Linked DNA regions of Homo sapiens: region 2 is linked to region 1. Evidence: chromatin loops called from intact Hi-C (ENCODE). Cell type or tissue: Caco-2. All regions are shown on one strand. Region 1 has its middle 19 kb from the start of L1TD1. Region 2 overlaps KANK4 (KN motif and ankyrin repeat domains 4).

What was found. Hi-C counts contacts between places; a loop is a spot of excess contacts. Peaks named below come from ENCODE experiments on the same cell type or tissue, not always from the same donor. Only the 100,000 strongest peaks of a DNase experiment are listed, where the experiment ranks them.
Region 2: a loop joins it to region 1, with 7 times the contacts of the local background. A loop is called at or near these places in 6 of 110 quality-filtered maps.

What each region holds. Positions count from the first base shown.
Region 1 is chr1:62,174,642-62,177,141 of GRCh38, reverse strand. No RefSeq gene overlaps it. Among named protein-coding and RNA genes, the nearest start is that of L1TD1, 19 kb to the left of the region's middle. RefSeq lists an enhancer at 1-155. In Caco-2, a CTCF peak has its summit at 1,354 (motif pointing left); no DNase peak of the experiment used is centred here.
Region 2 is chr1:62,286,920-62,289,419 of GRCh38, reverse strand. The region is part of intron 1 of KANK4 (KN motif and ankyrin repeat domains 4); the gene reads left to right. Among named protein-coding and RNA genes, the nearest start is that of KANK4, 31 kb to the left of the region's middle. In Caco-2, no CTCF peak of the experiment used is centred here; a DNase peak (open chromatin) is centred at 989; H3K4me3 peaks cover 292 bases.

The DNA of each region.
Region 1 (2,500 bases):
AGCACCACACCAGGCCTAAAATCTCTTATTTTAATGTTAATGCTGGTCAGTTGTGCCTGAATTCCAAAAGGAGAATGGTATAATGAGGCTTGTCTGATCCCCTCTTCCCATGATGGCCTGAACTGGTTTTTCAGGCTTGCTTTAGAATGGGGGTGGGGGTCTCCATTCAGTTGGTTGGGGGGCTTAGAATTTCATTTTGATTCACACAAAACTAACTCTCAGTGGAGGTCCCAACGTGGTGGGCTCTGCATCTAGCCCTCACTGATGCCAGGACTCAAACTAGGAGCAAAGGAAGAGAACCAGCAAGATGGGTTCAACAATCTAGGGAACCTGGTGCATCCCCGTCCACTAGCCCTGGGACTAGAGGTGATTTTTTTTTTTTTTTTTTGATGGAATCTCGCTCTGTCACCCAGGCTGGAATGCAGTGGCGCGATCTTGGCTCACTACAACCTCTGCCTCCTGGATTCAACTGATTCTCCTGCCTCCGCCTCCCGAGTAGCTGGGACTACAGGTGCGTGCCACCACACCTGGCTAATTTTTTTGTATTTTTAGTAGAGATGGGGTTTCACCGTGTTAGCCAGGATGGTATCTATCTCCTGACCTCATGATCTGCCCACCTTGGCCTCCCAAAGTGCTGGGATTACCAGAGTAAGCCACTGTACCCGGCTGGGACTAGAGGTCTTCTCTCACTTGCACCTGGGGATGGAGGCTAGTTGCTGTTTTTCCTAAATTAAGGCCTACCCTCTTATAATGGCTGGCCCTAACTCTGCAGCCAATATATTAAAAAAAAAAAAAAAGGCGGAGGGATTAATTAGAGCTTTTTTATTTTTTATTTTTTGACATGGAGTCTTGCTTTGTCACCCAGGCTGGAGTGTAGTGGCACAATCTCAGCTCACTGCAACCTCCACCTCCCAGTTTCATTCCTGCCTCAGTCTCCTGAGTAGCTGGGATTACAGGCACCTGCCAACATGCCCGGCTAATTTTTGTACTTTTAGTAGAGACGGAGTTTCACCATGTTGGCCAGGCTGGTCTTGAACTCCTGACCTCCTGATCCGCCCACCTCAGCCTCCCAAAGTGCTGAGACTACAGGCGTGAGCCACCGCACCTGATGCTTAGAGCTTTCTTTTTGGGAGTGTAGTACTCTTCTAGCCTTGTGGACATGTCCTAATTTGCTATGCTTTCTGGAGAGAAGGGTGGCATCTATGGAGATGGGATGCCTATTCCCACCTGTTATAAGTCTTTCTCATTTCTCACTTGCCATCATAATTTCTGGGGAGCCCTCTTCTGACTTAAGTAATGAGATCAAGCAATTTCTTTTGAACAAGATTTCCATCTTTCTAGCCAGGCAGGAGCCAGGTAAATGGAAAACCTGCGCCATCTTCTGGCTAAGATGTGAGTAGCTTTCTGAAGAGTCATTGTTCTTTAATATTAGATACAGGTTTTCCTCTGCTTTTCTAGCTGTTAAATTGGAGGTTCTTCAAAGAACTTTAGAGTATGTACGCCTGTGCGTGTTCAGTGACGAATCAGGGAAGAAACTAGGTTGAAATACAGACTCTGATTTGTACATGTATACCTGCAGCGATCCAGGGTTCTGATGTAAACTGTTCATGGGCCACACTCTGAGAAACAGTAAAAATGTTGCAGTGAAGGCCAAAACTTCATTTCATTAAAGGGAAAATCTGATCACAAAACTCTCCAGATTAAAACAGCTCAGTTGTCCAGGTGGGGTAGCTCATGCCCATACTCCCAGCACTTTGAGAGCCCAAGGCAGGAGGATCACTTGAGGCCAGTAGTTTGAGACCAGCCTGGGTAACATAGTGAGACCCCATCTCTACAATAAATAAGTTAGTTGGGCATAGTGGCATGCCTGTAGTCCCAGCTACTAGGGACACTGAAATAGGAGGATTACTTGAACTCAGGAGGTGAAAGCTGCAGTGAGACGTGATCGTATCACTGCACTGTGGCCTGGGCAACAGAGAGAAACCCTGTCTCAAAAAAAAAAACAAAACAAAAAAACACAAGATCAGTGACTGCATAATGCTGAAAGGATAAATTCCACACTCCGTCAAGTGGCTTAGAGGGCCCTTCCTGAGCGGGACCCTGCCTGTCTGCCTGGTTGCCTGTCTTTCCACTTCTCTCGTCTTATGTTCCAGTCATACTTGATCCAGGAGTTTTTGGAATTCACTATTCTGGCATCCCACTTTGAAATGTTGCTGCTCTCCCTGGCCACCGTGCCATAGTACTCCTCATTGTTCCTTCACCTGACCACCTGGCTAACTCTTACTGTTCTGCAGCCTCTGCAGGTGGTTTTCCTGACCCTTCTTGTACCTCTCATGTCTTTTTTTTTTTTTTTTTTTTTTTTTCCCCGACATGGAGTCTTGCTTTGTTGTGTAGGCTGCAGTGTAGTGGCGGGATCTTGGCTCATTGCAACCTCCGCCTCCTGGGTTCAAGCGATTCTCCTGCCTCAGCCTCCCTAGTAGTTGGGATTACAGGCACCCAC
Region 2 (2,500 bases), 110 kb before region 1:
CTGAGGCTCTTTGAAAAAAACATTTTTCTAACTCATAAGAGAGTCTGCTGTACCATGGTTAAGAGCAGCATATTAGCATCAGAAAAACATGGATTCAAATCTTGGCTCTGATGGTCTCGATACCTGGGCAAGTGCTTTAGGCCTCTGCTTTGACTTTGGACAATAGAAGTAACAGTACGCAGGGGTGTCCAAGGGAGAGAATGCACTCACGGGTTCTTAATTTCTGTTTCTGGTTAGGCCAGTAAAGACCTTTCCTCATCCGTCTTTTCCACTTATCACTAGAGACAGAAACTAAAACCTATGTCTTCAGGCACTAAAAGCCTAAAACAAAACAAAACAGAACAACAACAAAATAAGGCGAGTTGGACAAGCTTGGCAGAGTTTTTTTGGGAATAGGATGCTGTTTGGATTGGACCAGAGTACCCGGCTCATTGTAGGGTATGGCATGTCAGGATTTATCTGACATCTTTTTTATTAATTTGTGAGGTTATACATTTCTCAAATATTAACCATTTGTATTTCTTCTTTGATGAATTGCCTGCTCATACCACTTCCTCATTTGGCAATTGGCAGTTTGATTTTACGGTATGTTTAAGTCACGGACCAAGAACATTTTGGAAGCATCCAAATGAAAAAAGAGATGTGGAGTGGGGGTCTTTTTCCTTGCAAGTCTAATGCCTTTTTTCCCTCCAAGGAGCATTTTTCATTGGTTAATGCAGCCTCCTCTCTCCCTACAACTGGCCCAGCTTCTTCCCTCAGAAAATTACATCTGCTTTGTAGAGTCAATCTTTAGAATAGCTGATTTCCCTCCTGGATGGCTGCACCCACAGGTCTCACATGCATAATTTCTTTCTCTGCCTATTTAAGTTGCATTCTGTGGGAATGACTGTGTCTGTGACCAGTCTGCTCAGAGAGGCTCTATTTGAGTGTGTGAATACCTAACAAGCGTGCCCTTCTCAGCCCTGTGCAGCCATACAGCCTACCAAAGCGCTGACCTTTCTGAGTAAAGTGCAAAAGCCTAAGGGATTGCTTAGATAAAAGGTGCATTCTTCAGATAGCTGAACCTCTTTTCCCCTCTGGCCTAGCCCCCATCTTGCTGGACTTGGACAGTTCACCTTTTTTTCCATCATGGGGCAGAAGGGACCTGGGCCATAGAAGTTGAGCATTTCTAAATTGCAAAAGGAGCCAAACCTCCCTCCAGTCCCGTGATTCTTGTCAGGAAAGTTCTTGTGGATAAACATGTTTGGTTCAGGAGATGGTCTGTGTGGCTTGGTAGGAGCATGAAGCTGGCTGCTGGTCTTAAACATACGTCTGAGTAAGGCATAGGGGTTGGGGATGCTGGTAACATGGAGGGCTTTTCTTCCATCTGCATCTTAGAGAAATGCTGCGTGCCTCCAGCTGTTCTCTAGCCAGTTTAGAAAGGATAGTCAATGATCATTTGAAGTGTATCAGAGAAGCAGTTTGCTCCGCAGTATATTTTTTCTATACCCTTAGAGTTCAAGGTATACTTTGGATTCTTTTTTTATTCTGATGATTGGTCTGCGTACTCAGCTAACTGGAAAAATACTTTTACCAGTTGAGAAAAGTGATGTTGGTATTCCATAGACTTGCCTACCACCACGTCATCCTGTGTACTTTGCAAAGTCTCCTAACCTCCATCTTGAGCAAGAGTCTCTAGAATCTTCCAAGAAAAGTAAGGAACTTGATCTAGGGCAATGGGAAGAACAGAGAACTTTACCCCAGGACACTCTGCTCTTGGATGACCCAAGAGAAACCACTTAGACTGTCTCTCATTTTCTTCACCTTTACAATGGGGAGATTCATCCCTGGTCTGGCTGCTTCAAGCATTGATGCAAGGATAAATGAGACACAGGACGGAAAGTGCTTTGCAAGTGTACCAGGCTCGATGCAGGCAGCGTTTCAGGGTGACACTCCTTGCCAGCATCAATTTCAGCATGGGTTAGACAGGAACCTGCTCTGGTCTTGGAAGGCACATCCAGACAGTCAGTATCAGTGAAGGTCAGGGCTACATGTGATGTGTCTTACTGTGAGGCTTCATTTCCCAGCACAGCCTCACTTGGTTAGAGCACCAGGAGGCGAAGGAACAAGGTCCCTCTAATCCTTTTACTGAGTCTGCATAAAGGAACCCAGACGCTTTCCTGGCCCCTCCTGGACCATCCCCGCTCCTTTCAGGTCCGGGAGCAGCACAGGGTTTGGAGAGTGTAGAGTCTGGTGCCTGCACCTCACACCTGTCTCTGCTCCTAAGAACTGCAGCAGCTTTGGGCTGTAGGAAGACCCTCCACTGTGCTTGCCCGGGACACTCTGAAACCTTGCTCCTCTGGCAGCTGCCTGCTCCCTGGCTCCTGCACCCCGCCTCTCGGAGTCTCTGGTCTGCGCTGCAGTTAGAAACCCTGCCTGGAAGTGGATCCACTGAACAGTAATTTGGTCGTCACAGCAGGTACTTCCTTGCTTTTTCATTCCTGCCAGAACTGGGTGTGTT